5 separate regions of the Homo sapiens genome follow, and regions 1, 3, 4 and 5 are each linked to region 2. A link is a contact called in ENCODE Hi-C or POLR2A ChIA-PET data. All regions are on one chromosome and are shown on one strand. The core of a region is the stretch at or near the end of the contact, and the rest is flanking DNA. Distances in the headings are between cores, read along the strand shown.

Region 1 (2,700 bases), core at 25-2,524, 270 kb before region 2:
CAGTGAGCTGAGATTGTGCCACTGCACTCCAGCCTGGGCGACGGAGTGAGACTCCATCTCGAAAAAAAAAAATTTGCAGTATATAATATGCACACTTTTTGTGTGCATGTTATATTATAATTTAAAAGGTTTTAGGCCAGGCATGGTGGCTTATGCATGTAATTCCTGTAATCCCAGCACTTTGGGAGGCTGAAGTGGAAGAATCACTTGAGGCCAGGAGTTTGTGACCAGCCTGGGCAATAAGCAAGACCCTGAATCTACAAAAACTACAAAAAATTAGCTGAGTGTAAACCTGTAGTCCCAACTACTTTGGAGGCTGCAGTGGGAGAATAGCTTGAGCCTGAGAGGCTGAGGCTGCAGTGAGCTATGATCGCACCACTGCACTCCAGCCTGGGCAACAGAGTGAGACCGTGTCTTAAAATAAATAAAACAAACAAACAAATAAGCTTTTTAAAAATAAATAAAACAAATAAATACATAAATAAGCTTTTTAAAAAGTTGACCACTATTGATGTAACAGAGAGGAAGGCTTTCTGTTGGGGGTTTTATTGCTGGCTATCTGTGTAGGATGAGAGCAAAACATTCTTCCTGCTAACATTCTTGCATGTTGTTAGAAGCAATATCATTATTATTATTATTATTATTATTATTATTATTATTATTATTTGAGACAGAGTTTCACTCTTGTTGCCCAGGCTGGAGTGCAATGGCATCATCTTGGCTCACTGCAAACTCCACCTCCCGGGTTCAAGTGATTCTCCTGCCTCAGCCTCCCCAGTAGCTGGGATTACAGGCACCGGCCACTACGCCTGGCTAGTTTTTTGTATTTTTAGTACAGATGGGGTTTCACCATGTTGGTCAGGCTGATCTCGAACCCCTGACCTCAGGTCATCCACCTGCCTTGACCTCCCAAAGTGCTGGGATTACAGGTGTGAGCCACTATGCTCGGCCTGCAATATCATTGTATTGAACGATCATTATATTTAAGTGTTTTATTCAATGTCATAAACAAACATGGCTCTTGCCTTGGAAGAATTTATAATATAAATCATGAAAGGAAACTTCTGACAAGTAAGAGCTGAAAGCCTCCCTTTTTCTGACTGTTCCATATCTGGTTAAGCCTCACAGCCCTCGGAGAGTGGACTACGCAGGCGGGCCTCTCCCTGGGACCCTGTCTTCTGGGTCTGTACGTGGCGCCTGGATTCTTCACCACTTCCTCATGTTCTCAGTAGCCAGTGGCTATGGTGCTGGACCAGGCTTTTCTACTTAAACCATTTTCTGCCCAAAAGAGGAACTGGGTTTCACTTGTTTCCCTTTCAGACAGCCCACTTCGCACGCACAGATGACGTCAATAACCCTGATTAACATAGCTGACACAGAGAATTGACTATGAGCCAGGCAATGCTCTAAGCGCTTTATGCATACATTGGTAAGTTCAGTTCTCACAACCACCGTATGAGATAGTGCTGTTTTTAACCTCATTTTCCAGATGAAGAAACCAAGGCATGGGGGTTTCAGGAACTTGCCCAGTCACACAGCCAGGAACAGCAGAGGAGGGATTTGAACCGGCAGCCTGGCTGCTGACCCACATGATGCTTCCATTTTCCAATTGTTCTGTCTGCATTTCATTTCTTCAGACTTGTGGACACGATCATAAGGAGGTTTGGGAGTAGGGAACATGATGGAAAGGGAGAGGAAGGAAGAATACTGGCTTCAGTCAGCTCCTTCCTTTCCCCAGCTCTCTCTCTCACATACACATACACCCCTCCGTCCCTAAAGCACGTTATTCATTTTCTACACTTAAAACAAACAAACACTCTCCTCCATATAACAGAACCCGAACTCATCCTTCAAGATTCAGATCAAATGCAACTTCTTCAATAAACTCTTCCCTAAAATATGACACAGTATGAATCGTTCCTGCCTCTCTGCATCAGGGTTCCTTGCTTCAAGTTACTAAATATAACATTTATCAAAATTATGGTTGGATATGTGTCTCTTCTATTATGTTGCCAAACCTTTGAGGTTGGGATTGTGTCTGATCCACATTTACTTTTTTTTTTTGAGACAGTGTCTCGCTCTGTCTCCCATGCTGGAGTGCAATGGTGTGATTATAGCTCCCTGCAACCTCCACCTCCCAGGCTCGAGCAATCTTCCCACCTCAGACTACCAAGTAGCTGGGACTACAAGTGTGCACCACCACACTCAGCTAATTTTTTCTATTTTTTGTAGAGACAGGCTCTTGCTATGTTGCCTATGCTGGTCTTAAACTCCTGGGCTCAAGCAATCCTCCCACCTCGGCCTCCCAAAATGCTAGGATTACAGCCATGAGCCACTGTGCCTGGCCTGATCCACATTTACTTCTATTCCTACTCCTGAGGAAGAATGAGTCATGGGCAAACAGCAGGCGCTCAGAATTGGTTAAATTTGGTTGAACAGAATTAGCACGTAATGCAATAGATTAATTGTAGCTTCATAATTTTTTGTCTGAGAGAACAGAGTTCTGACAAGCATATATGTCATGATATGGATGATTTTATTTTAAATAAATAGCGATGAGGTCTCACTATGTTGCTCAAGTTGGTCTCAAATTCCTGGGCTCAAGCGATCCCCCTGCCTCAGCCTCCCAAAGTTGGATGATTTTAAATAAATGCACACGAAGAAAGTAAGTTGACAGTCTCAGTTCCCTCAGATGTGAAA
Region 2 (2,700 bases), core at 53-2,552:
CCGAGGTTACCGAACAAAAACAGCACAGAGCCCAGACTGGAGGCAGACCCGGGCGCTGTCTCTGCTAGGCTTATTTACGTTTAGGGCTTTTCTTTCCTTTTTTTAAAGTGATGGGGGAAGTCTCATTGTGTGGCATGTGACAGTTCGTTTGCTTCAAAACAACAGGACGTAACCACGCGAAAACTAGAACCAGAGGAGGGGGCATGCGTTTCTTCAAGTCAGCCAAACAGCATCTGGTCTTTGAAAGCGCAATTTCATCAAGAAACTCCTGTTGGATCCCTCCTAACTGTGGACCAAAATAAGCCAACAGGAACGGGTGTTTACTTAATGGCTAGTTTCTGTTTGAAATGGGAGGAGGGATCCCCTAGCAGGGTTCCAATCCGAAGAGTAGACACTGTTGACCGAAACAGACGAGCAGGCACGGCGTGGTCACCCCTTAGCTATAAAAGTGGCCGCTGCCGGGGTTCGGCGACTCGGGGTGTCAGGCGGAGTCTTGGTGAGGCAGGCGCGCGCCCGGCCGTCCCCGGGCAGAGACGTTTAAAGAGCATGTGAGCGTGACAAGTGTCTGTCCGCAACGTGTCAGATTTCGAAACTGCCTTGCAATCCAGTCCGGAACTCGCAGCTTTAGCCCGGGGGAACAGACGTTCGTTTAGGCTGTGTCTCATCATTCCCCCCCGCCCCACCCCCGCCGACCTCCCACTGTCGCTGCTGGAGGAAGAGCCCCGGGAGGAGAAGGGTGCGCCGCGCCGCGCCCGCGTGTCAATGGCAGCCGCGCATTCTGGAAGAAGTTGGTTCTTGTCTCGAATACTTTTCCTCCCGTGCCCCGCCCCTTGAATCAGAGGCGGCTGTCTCGTGCGGCTAGAGCAGGGCCAGTAGAGTTCGGGGCAGCTGTCAAAAACGAGACGGGGAGGCTTTTCTTCCCGGGGGTGGAGGAGGGAAGGAGGGAGGTGTCCTTTTTTCCATCTGTTGCAGTTTCCGAACCAAACGCACCCTCGCCAGCCCCGGGAAGAAAGGCCCAAGGGAGAAACCTGGGGCGCTCGGCTGGTGCCCCCACCGCCGGGCGAGGGATGCGGGCGGTCCGTGCGCGGCAGGCGGAAAGGATCGTGTTTCTGGACCCGGCCACCCCCCGCGTCCGCACCGCCGCCCCCGAGGGACGAGTGACAGCGGCCGCCGCGCTCGGTCCAGTCTTCCCGGCTGGAAGGTGCGGGGGAGGGGCGGAGGAGCGGCGGGGCGGGAGGGGGACGGGGCGGGCGGCTGGGGGCGGAGGCAGGACCTCCTGTACCTTCCCTCCTCGCCTCTCTCACTCTGACAGCGCCGAGGTGCGCCGAGCAGGAGCAGGGAACAAAGGAGCGGAGAGGGGAGGGGAGAGAGTTGGGCGAGGGAGAGCCCCCGGCCGGCTGCCAGAAGATCCCGGCGGGAGGAAGCCCAAGTGTCACTTGAATTCCACCCAAGGAGCGGGCGCCTGGGATCAGAGCGTCCTGTTTAGCAATAACGGCTGGAGCACGTCCTACAAGTTACGGGAGAGTCGGCTGTGAAGGAGACGTTCGCTTATCCCCTGTGTCCCCGCTCCTGGCCCCTCCAGACCCCCGCCTTGCCTCGCGCTGGGAGGGGAGATCCAGAATGAAAGGCAAGAAAGGTAAGGCGGCCGCGGGCTGCGCGCACCAGAAGACGCGAGTCCGGGGAAACGTGCTGGCCGGGCCGCGCCGCGCGGAGTCACTTGGTGGACTTTTCCGCCCAGGGGCTCTCATGCTGGAGTGGCGGCCGTGCTCTTTGTTGAGGCTGCGTCTGAAACGGCAGCGGCTGTTTTCCTGCTAGACACAACACGAGGGGCTGTTGTGGGGCGAGCCTCTCCACGCTGCTGGCACGTTGTCAAGAAACACGCTCAGCGCCTTGTTTGTGCGCCTGCAAGTTTCATTGTCTCCGCCGACACCCCACGCTCGGCCCAGCCGCCGCGTGGCTTCTCGCTCTTTCTCGCGTGCTGGGGATATGGGGTCCGAGTAGGGAGGACCCAGCCCCTCGTTTTTCCCGATCCGGACCCAGGCGGCCGGGGCCGCGGGACCGCCGCGGCTTTGTCTGAAAGTTCCACTCCTAGGCTCCCCCCGCCCCCGCCCCCGCCGCCCCCCTACTCCCAGCCGGGCCCTAGCACTGTTCTTTAGGGATGTGGTGTTTTTACGATCGAAGGAATGCGATTCTGGACCCCCTCATCGCCCTCGGGTGTAAACAGCTTTGGAAAGCTAGACTTTTACAAATCCCCAGTCTCTAAAAGTTTTCCCACGATGAATTTTGGGGCAGGAGGAAGAGTTAGCACCCAGGGCCAGCAGCTTCAAGCGGCATGCAGTCAAAATGCGTCCAAATGTGACAAGCAGGCTTGGTTGTAAGTGCAAAGAGCAAGGCTGTCATTGTTTCCACGAAGTGTTCTGGAAGCTTTACAACTAAAACTTGCCGTCAGTTTGGTTTAAAAACAAAATACACCGGAGGGGGACGGGGGGTGGAGAAACCACACAAAACACCCCGAAAGGTCAGAGTGTGAAGTCCCTTTTGAAGTTAACAAAAATTGAGTCCCTGGCTGGGAGGTCCCCCGAGTGTTCCGCTGTGGGCTGGAGGTGGCGTTTCTGTCGTGATTTATGTGGAGTGGTTCAAAACAGAAGTTAATCACTCGGGAAGCGGACGGGAGGGGCGGCGCTACTGCGCATGCCCGGG
Region 3 (2,700 bases), core at 38-2,537, 260 kb after region 2:
AGGATTCAATAATACTTGATATTCCTCTTTTCTCTGCATTCCTACCGTTGCCATGCCCAGTTAATACTGGAATTAGAAGTAGACAGCATGGGCATAAGGGTATGATCTCCTGCCTCTGAGATCTAAGGAGCCCAGGACAGGCCCAAACCTGGTTTCCTTTATACATCAGTTCACAAAACTAAAACTCAGGTCTATAGAAGATGAATTACTGCTACTCCTACAGCCAATGAGAAGCACATTTAAAATAGGGAGCTGCTATTTTCTGTAGTGGAGGAAGTGATTCTTCCTGTGTGGCTACGTTTAGCACATATAGCTTGGGACATGGATGGATTTATGCTTCTCTGTGCAGTGGGCTCTCTCCATAAATACCCAATGGTCTTTCATTTTACACTAGGAAAGACAAGCTACCAAAACGGAACACTTCTCACACACTCTTATCCTACTCCTACCAAAAGGAAGGAATATTTAGGGAAAATGATTTGAGGGGCTGGGACTCAAGACTCCTTGTGATAAAAAATTCTCACCTGCCCCTGCAGATTTTTGATAGGGGCCCTACGTCATCCCCCGCCCTTTCTCCTCCACACCCAGCTTCAGGCTCTGCAGAGGGACATGAATTTGAATTTTTGTTTGTTTGTTAGTTTATCAAGAAGAGGTATAGGTTTAGAAGGTTAAAGACTCTGGTCTAATGTTCTCCCCACTGTTCCCAGAAAAGCTCCCGTCAAGGACGGTGTCAATGACTGTGGAGAGGAAAGCACAGCCCTCTTTTACTTATTTATTCCATATATATTTTTAAAGCATTCACTATAGATGTCACTGTTCTAAGAGCTGGAGGCATAGTAGTGAACAAGACAGAAAAATTTTTTGGCTGGAATTGAGATGACAAATACACAAGTGAATATTTAATTTCATGTGGCAGTAAGTGTCATGAAGAAAAAGTAAGCATTGCAAAGGACAAGAGATTGACTTGGGGCAGAGCCAAGTGGCCATGAGACAGAGATGTGAACATGGAGTTGGGAGGTGGAGGAAGGACTCCAGGCACGGGTGTAGGGGGTGGGTGGAAGCAGCGCCAGAGCCCTAAGGCAGGAACAAGCTCGCTGGGTTCCAGAAGGTCAGAGCTCTCCATGTGTGGGTCATGGTTCCCTGGTGAGTGTCTAATAAGTAACAGGTGTTCCTGAGAAGGTGGCACACAGAGGTCAGAGGGCAGGGCTAGGGAAACACGGGAGTGAGGGCAAGAAGAAGGCCAGTGCGTCTGCAACAGAAGAGTCCAGAAACACGACAGAGGAAGTCAGAGAGCCAGGAGGGGCCGCCCTGGGCAAGGTCTGGCAGAGACTTGGCTATAAACACGATGATCTCAGCCACAGAGTGTAAGAGGGCAGCACAAAGGGAAGTAAAAACAAAGCCAAGGGCATATCCTTGTTGTTTCAGGCATTTAAATCTGATAAGAACTTGATAACTGGAGAGAATAAAAGCTACAGCTTGATGCCCCTTCTGTAATGACTCCAGTGATCAATGCTTTCATCATGCAAGTGAATCAGATCATATCACTATGAATGATAAAAATTGTGTTAAAGAATAGCCAGGTAAATCGACCTGTTTATAAAATGTATATGCCCAATTAGTCTATTGGAACAAAAATAGAATGTAAAACAAAAAATAAAAATACCCACCTAGGTGAGACAACTTCAACTTCAATCACCTAAAAGTGGCTCACGTATCCCACCCAGATCATCAGCTGTGTTGACTGTGGTGAGGAATAAGACAGAAATCCAGCCGGGTGTGGTGGCTCATGCTTCTAATGCCGGCACTTTGGGAGGCTGAGGCAGGAGGATCACTTGAGCCCAGGAGTCTGAGACCAGCCTGGGCAACACAGCAAAGCTCCATCTCTACAAAGAAAATTAAAATATTAGCTGGCTCAGTGGCACCACCTGTGGTCCCAGCTACTTGGGAGGCTCAGGTGGGAGGCTTGCTTGAGCCCGGGAGATCAAGGCTGTTGTGAGCCATGATCATGCCACTGCACTCCAGTCTGGGCAACAGAGTGAGACCTTGTCTCAAAAAGAAAGAAAAAGAAAAAAATAAAAAAAGGAAGACAGAAATGCATCGGAGTATGAGGTTGTGGTTTAGGGATGGGGAGTGTGGGGATGGGCTGTGGGAAGGGAGGCATACAGAAATGTATAAGGAGGCATGAGTCCTAACAAACTATTCCTGGGTTCTGGCTAGAGGTATTTTTGTGACGATCACACTGACCCCGGTGGGGTGGCATGGGGGGAGCATGGCCTGTTAATGGCTAGAAGTTTGGGTTTTCTTTCTGCTCCTGAAGGCTGAGGCTGCAAACCCAGAACACACACTTACTGAGTGGGGATCTCACTGCACTTTTTGCCTTCTCAATTCTCCTTGAGAAATGCAGCCCCACCTTTATTTCTTGAGTGTTCTAGAAGAGGTGGAAAACAGCCTGGACTGTAGTGGGGGTCAGCCCAGCATCAGTGTGGTAGTGAGCAGGGGTGGACTTCGGGAGCAAGAGCAGCGTTTGCCGCGGGGCTTGCACTCCCAGCAGCTCACCCGTCTCTGTCCTGACCCTCCCTACTGGGCACGCAGGGTCTCTGTAGCACTTGGCCGAGGCCTAGATACCCAGGGTTTCCCACTGGAAAGTCTCACCTGGGGCTCATGCTTCTCACCTGTACCTGTTAACTCCCACAAGGCACT
Region 4 (2,700 bases), core at 82-2,581, 410 kb before region 2:
TTTTTTTTTTTTTCCTTGAGACAGTCTCACTCCGTCACCCAACCTGGAGCACAGTGATGCAATGTTGGCTCACCGCAACCTCTACCTCCTGGGATCAAGGGATCCTCCCACCTCAGCCTGTGGAGTAGCTGAGACTACAGGCACGTAGTCCCACACCTGGCTAATTGTCGTATTTTTTGCAGAGATGGGGTTTTACCATGTTGCCCAGGCTTGTCTCAAACTCCTGAACTCAAGTGATCTGCCCACCTTGCCCTCCCTAAATGCTGGGATTACAGGTATGAGCACCATCATGCCTAGCCAATATTTGTTAATTCGTTAACCAAACCTCTAAAAGCTCAATGAAGTTTTAGTTCTAGCCTAAAATCTATGCTGGTAAAACAGGATAAATTGGTGGCTTATTGCTCACATGTCAGAAGGCTCCTTTGTTTTATAAAAAGATTCAAGGCAGATTTCAAAAAGAATTAAGCTTCACTTTCAAAAATTCCTTTTATGTTCAGATTTTCAGGAACATGGAAACGGTATTACAGGAAGTGATCTACATCTTATCGCTCCCACATGTGCAGCATTTAATATGTAAAGATTGCTAAAGATGCTATGTCTCCCAAACTGTGTGTACTTCTCATTAAATGTTTTTCTGTCTCCTTTCATTGGGAAAAGCCATAAAATGGCAAGGCAGGTGAATAAACAGCAGTGACAATTCTTTTTTTTTTTTTTTTTTGAGACGGAGTCTCGCTCTGTCGCCCAGGCTAGATAGAGTGCAGTGGTGCGATCTCGGCTCATTGCAAGCTCCGCCTTCCGGGTTCATGCCATTCTCCTGCCTCCGAGTAGCTGGGACTACAGGTGCCCGCCACCACGCCAGGCTAATTTTTTGTATTTTTAGTAGGGACGGGGTTTCACCGTGTTAGCCAGGATGGTCTCGATCTCCTGACCTCGTGATCCGCCCGCCTCGGCCTCCCAAAGTGCTGCGATTACAGGCATGAGCTACCACGCCTGGCCTGTTTTATTTTATAATTGTATGAAGAATAAAGTAAATTAATGTTTATAATAACATATGGTATAGAAATTCCTAGGAGCTGAACTAAAGCAAACTAAAAAACAAACAAACAAACAAACAAACAAACAAAAAACTTATAATGAGTATTTGTGAGTTAGGCATATTTTATCTTTTAGTATAAAATACAAATATAATTTTGTATGGATATCTCTAGTTAATTTTCATTCATTGATTACTCCTTACATCACTTAAGTCAGCAGGTTCATTTCCTTTTGAAATATGCTGATGCAGAAAATAGCAACTAACTGAGCCAGTTTTGTGACCAAAGATAGCTAGTCACAGTGGAGCTAGTTGGGAACAGAGCACAAAGCCCTGACTCACCGTGTAGCCTTTCCTCGTTGTGAAACCTTTCTCCTTCCTGTTTACATTTTCACTTCAGCCAACATATATTGCGTACCTAGAAGGGGGCTAAACATAGCACAAGGTAGAAACCAATAAGGCCTGGGCTGTTTGGCTTTCCCTCCCAGGACTCATATAGTAGGATCTTCCCTCTAACACAATAAAGGAATTTGGATTTTGTGCAGCTGCGAAAGGACAAATGCCCACTGCAGGGCTAAAACTCCAAGCAGAAGTTATCAAGTGGAGGCAAACATTTTGCTTCTTGGAAGTTGCTCTTTATTAGACTTTGGTGGTAAAGATATGTTAGTTCCAACTACAGATTAAGATGTTTATGGTCTCTTACAACCATATTGTTTAGCATTTCGTGTTTGGACTTTTTGCAAGTAACTTACAAAAGAAATTGATTTTTTTACACAATAGCAAAGAGGATTTGTTCGTTTATTTATTGAGATGGAATCATTCTGTCGTCCAGGCTGGAGTACAGTGGAGTGATCCCGCCTCACTGCAACCTCTGCCTCCTCAGTTCAAGCGATTCTCCTGCCTCAGCCTCCCAAGCAGCTGGAATTACGGGCACCCGCCACCACACTCGGCTAATTTTTGTATTTTTAGTAGAGACGAGGTTTCACCATGTTGGCCAGGCTGGTCTCAAACTCCTGACCTCAGGTGATCCGCCCGCCTCGGCCTCCTGAAGTGCTGGGATTACAGGCGTGAGCCAGTGTGCCCCGCCTGTTTATTTATTTATTTTTTGAGATAGGATCTCTTCGGCTGGGCGCGGGCTCACGCCTGTAATCCCAGCACTTTGGGGGGCCGAGGCGGGTGGATCACGAGGTCAGGAGATCGAGACCATCCTGGCTAACAGGGTGAAACCCCGTCTCTGCTAAAAATACAAAAAATTAGCCGGGCATCATGGCGGGCGCCTGTAGTCCCAGATGCTCGGGAGGCTGACGCAGGAGAATGACGTGAACCCGGGAGGCGGAGCTTGCAGTGAGCCGAGATCGCGTCACCGCACTCCAGCCTGGGCGACAGAGCGAGACTCCGTGTCAAAAAATAAAAAAGAGAGATAGGATCTCGCTCTGTCACCCAGGCTAGAGTGCACTGGGGTGATAATGGCTCTCTGCAGTCTTGACCTCCCAGGCTCAAGCGATCCTCCACCTCAGCCCGCCTCAGCCTCCTGAATAGTTGGGACTACAGGCGTACGCCACCATGCTTGGCTAATTTTTAATTTTTTTGTAGAGATGGAGGTCTCACTTTGTTGCCTAAGCTGGTCTCAAACTCCTGGGCTTAAGGGATCCTTTTGCCTTGGCCTC
Region 5 (2,700 bases), core at 198-2,697, 390 kb before region 2:
AAGCGGTCCATAGAAGAAGTGAATTGAATTAGAATTTATTTATTTATTTATTTTGCAGTGACTAGCCTAATCTCTACAAAAAGTACTTTAAAGGCTATAAAAGTAAATTCTTTCTGATTTTTTTTCCCTTTTCATTTTAAAGGGAGTTCCCAGAATTTGACTCTTGTTTTGAATGATGTCTTTGTAACAAACTTCCTGTGTTGACAAAGGACACGCTGAATTTCTGTTACTGTGGCTACCACAGAAATGAGAGCAGTTCCAATCGTCTCACTGAATTAAGGCCTTTATACAATTTCTTTCAAGTTTTCTAATTTTTATTATGTTTGTAGCTCTATAATATACAACCATAAAACAAGATAATATTACTATAACAATAATAAACAACTGTATCTCTATATATCTCTATATAATACACAAATAACACAGTAACAATACTTTACAACAATAACTCTACAGCATACCACTATAATAAACATTTGAAGTGACATGTGGGTTTTTTTTTTTTTAACTTCCCCTAGTCTTTGGACTTATTTTGCTTTAAATTATTTATCAACAAAGGTCTGAACACTTAATAACCTCTGCCTTATGGTGATACATTTCCTCATTATTTTAGTTTTGTATTATCAAAATAGAGTGAAAATGAGACAAATTGTCTCTGAACCTTAGCTATGCAGGAGATCAATCTGCTTCTACTTCATAAAAGTTGTTCAAATGTCACTGACAGGTTCTAGTAGAACCAGGGACATCAAAGTGTCTATTTAAAAGCTAAAGTGATTTTAGCATGACCATATTTTAAAATGCAAATGAATTTTTTCTATTACTCTAGCTAAAATGGCTTCTCATTATCATTATGTTTTTATATTTTTATGTTTTCTTTGAGAAGGAATCTCGCTCTGTTGCCCAGGCTGGAGTGCAGTGGCGCAATCTCAGCTCACTGCAACCTCTACCTCCTGGATTCAGATGATTCTCCTGCCTCAGCCTCCCAAGTAGCTGGGATTACAGGCGTGCACCACCACGCCCAGACGATTTTTGTATTTTTAGTAGAGATAAAGTTTCCCCATGTTAGCCAGGCTGGTCTCAAACTCCTGACCTCAGGTGATCCACCCACCTCGGCTTCCCAAAGTGCTGGGATTATAGGCGTGAGCCACGGTGCCTGGCCTATATTTTTACTTACAGCTTTTCTTTTTCTTTGCTGCCTTGTATTTAAAGGCAACAATCTTTTTTTACACAGCGTTAGAAATGCTCAACCACTTTTTGAAATGTTAACCACCATAATGCAGCCCAGATAAGAAACAAAATTAAGAGCCTCAAGAAATACAAAATTGAGAAACATTCCAACTAAAAACGTTTAAACAAAATAGTCTCATTCTTTATAGATACGAAGTTTATGTGTAGAAGCCAATACACATTTCCTGCCTCTTCCCCCTCACTTCCTGGCCGCCGGTGCTACAGAGCAACTGTCCTGCCACACTTGAGTGAGATGGAAAAAACCAATTCTTCACCCCAGTTCACTTCCATGACTTCCGGCAGTGTCTGTTCAGAGGTCAAAGCTGTTGGTGATTTTCCACTTGTGCTGGACATAAACCTGGCAAAAAGGCAGGAATTTTAGGGACAGAGGGCTTTCTACCATGGCAGGTCAGAAGGGCCTGGGGGAACAGGGCCTGACCCACACCAAGTAAATATTTGTTGAATGAATGAATGAATGGAAGAAATGGTATCTTATGGTTTGTCTTTTTTGGAGACAGAGTCTTGCTGTTGCCCTGCCTGGAGAGTGGTGGCACGATCATGGCTCTCTGCAGCCTCGAGCTCCTGGGCTCAAGCATCCACCCATCTCAGCCTCCCAAGTAGCTAGGACTACAGTCATGTGCCACCATGCTCAGCTAATTTATTTTTATTTTTTGTTTTTGGTAGAGACGGGGACTCTCTGTGTTGCCCAGGCTGGTCTCAAATTCCTGGCCTCCTGAAGTGCTGGGATTATAGGTGTGAGCCACCGTGCCCAGGCAATGCCCCGTGTTTTTAATAGAATGACGTAGAGGTAATTGTTTTTTCTTTCTGTTTTGAGATGAAAACAAGGAATTGGTTTCATTTTCATTATTTTTTCATCTGTACTTCAGTGCTGCTGAAACTTTCACCTGAGAGGAGGATTTCAGATTTCTCGATTCTGCCCCCGCAACGAGTTGCTTCTCTTCTTTCTCTGCACAGTCTTCACTTTCATGAAGCCAAATGCCTCCTTGCAATTCAGCTCCTGGTTTTGAGTGTGTAAGGAAGACACACGCTTCTCGTGAAATTCTGGAGAATGTCTCCGGACTGCGTGGGAAGCTTATGAACCAGAGGTGCCTGTACTGACAGAAGCCTGTGAGCAAAGAGGGTTCCGAGAACTGGTTAGCTCTTTCTAGCCGGGAATATTAAGCTGTAAAGAACAAGGAAATGGAGGGAGCATTCACATATGTACTGCAGTTGGCATGGGGGTCTCCTTGGAGAGGCTTCCTGTGGGCAACTATGGGTGCATTCAGTAGGGACATTTAGATAACTAAGATGAGCCCTGGAACAACCAAAATAGAGTCAATGTAATAAAACACTCTCTGATTCTGGGACACGTCCCCCTCGTCTCTGAAAGGAAACACTTGGCTTCAGTTTGGCTCAGCAATGTAACACCTTTTCTCCCGGCTTAGAACCAGCTCTTAGCAAGCAGAGTGGGTG

What was found. A loop is a pair of places that touch in the nucleus more often than their neighbours do. ChIA-PET counts read pairs that join two places held with the same protein, here RNA polymerase II (POLR2A). Pooled maps may share reads with other maps.
Region 1: a loop to region 2 is called in a map of B cell, with 13 times the contacts of the local background. The contact joins the enhancer-like site here to the promoter of TGIF1 in region 2. A Hi-C loop is called at or near these places in 3 of 168 maps with a recorded cell type or tissue (B cell, CD14-positive monocyte and OCI-LY7), 20 of 37 single-sample maps with no recorded cell type and 8 of 50 pooled maps. POLR2A ChIA-PET finds 5 or more read pairs at or near these places in 3 of 52 experiments (HepG2, OCI-LY7 and activated B cell).
Region 3: a loop to region 2 is called in a map of endothelial cell of umbilical vein, with 10 times the contacts of the local background. The contact joins the enhancer-like site here to the promoter of TGIF1 in region 2. A Hi-C loop is called at or near these places in 1 of 168 maps with a recorded cell type or tissue (endothelial cell of umbilical vein). POLR2A ChIA-PET finds 5 or more read pairs at or near these places in 6 of 52 experiments (CD8-positive, alpha-beta T cell, Caco-2, GM12878 and 2 more).
Region 4: a pooled map shows a loop between it and region 2 (14-fold over the local background). The contact joins the enhancer-like site here to the promoter of TGIF1 in region 2. A Hi-C loop is called at or near these places in 1 of 168 maps with a recorded cell type or tissue (sigmoid colon) and 4 of 50 pooled maps. POLR2A ChIA-PET finds 5 or more read pairs at or near these places in 2 of 52 experiments (GM12878 and PC-9).
Region 5: a loop to region 2 is called in a map of CD8-positive, alpha-beta T cell, with 5 times the contacts of the local background. The contact joins the enhancer-like site here to the promoter of TGIF1 in region 2. A Hi-C loop is called at or near these places in 4 of 168 maps with a recorded cell type or tissue (CD4-positive, alpha-beta memory T cell, CD8-positive, alpha-beta T cell and naive thymus-derived CD4-positive, alpha-beta T cell), 2 of 37 single-sample maps with no recorded cell type and 13 of 50 pooled maps. POLR2A ChIA-PET finds 5 or more read pairs at or near these places in 8 of 52 experiments (CD4-positive, alpha-beta T cell, CD4-positive, alpha-beta memory T cell, IMR-90 and 5 more).

The regions. Positions count from the first base shown.
Region 1 is chr18:3,176,822-3,179,521 of GRCh38, forward strand. All of the region lies in intron 5 of MYOM1 (myomesin 1), which reads right to left. Among named protein-coding and RNA genes, the nearest start is that of MYOM1, 42 kb to the right of the region's middle. RefSeq lists enhancers at 979-1,098, 1,119-1,508. Within about 2 kb of position 1,275, at least 14 of the 41 ENCODE cell types and tissues checked have a DNase peak (open chromatin) inside an H3K27ac peak, as active enhancers do; they include B cell, CD14-positive monocyte and OCI-LY7, where a contact is called at or near this core.
Region 2 is chr18:3,448,870-3,451,569 of GRCh38, forward strand. It overlaps TGIF1 (TGFB induced factor homeobox 1), which reads left to right and starts at 1,303. Exons shown (of 3, transcript NM_003244.4): 1 at 1,303-1,636. The coding sequence starts at 1,621. It overlaps LOC124904237 (a long non-coding RNA gene), which reads right to left and starts at 1,787. Exons shown (of 2, transcript XR_007066269.1): 1 at 1,663-1,787. RefSeq lists enhancers at 1-135, 103-242, 136-755, 343-532, 2,620-2,700 and silencers at 1,053-1,162, 1,193-1,352, 1,993-2,042.
Region 3 is chr18:3,709,789-3,712,488 of GRCh38, forward strand. All of the region lies in intron 7 of DLGAP1 (DLG associated protein 1), which reads right to left. Among named protein-coding and RNA genes, the nearest start is that of DLGAP1-AS6, 58 kb to the left of the region's middle. Within about 2 kb of position 1,288, at least 15 of the 41 ENCODE cell types and tissues checked have a DNase peak (open chromatin) inside an H3K27ac peak, as active enhancers do; they include endothelial cell of umbilical vein, where a contact is called at or near this core.
Region 4 is chr18:3,036,185-3,038,884 of GRCh38, forward strand. No RefSeq gene overlaps it. Among named protein-coding and RNA genes, the nearest start is that of LPIN2, 24 kb to the left of the region's middle. Within about 2 kb of position 1,332, at least 14 of the 41 ENCODE cell types and tissues checked have a DNase peak (open chromatin) inside an H3K27ac peak, as active enhancers do; they include GM12878 and PC-9, where a contact is called at or near this core.
Region 5 is chr18:3,059,289-3,061,988 of GRCh38, forward strand. No RefSeq gene overlaps it. Among named protein-coding and RNA genes, the nearest start is that of LPIN2, 47 kb to the left of the region's middle. RefSeq lists enhancers at 1,363-1,657, 2,025-2,154. Within about 2 kb of position 1,448, at least 8 of the 41 ENCODE cell types and tissues checked have a DNase peak (open chromatin) inside an H3K27ac peak, as active enhancers do; they include CD4-positive, alpha-beta T cell and CD8-positive, alpha-beta T cell, where a contact is called at or near this core.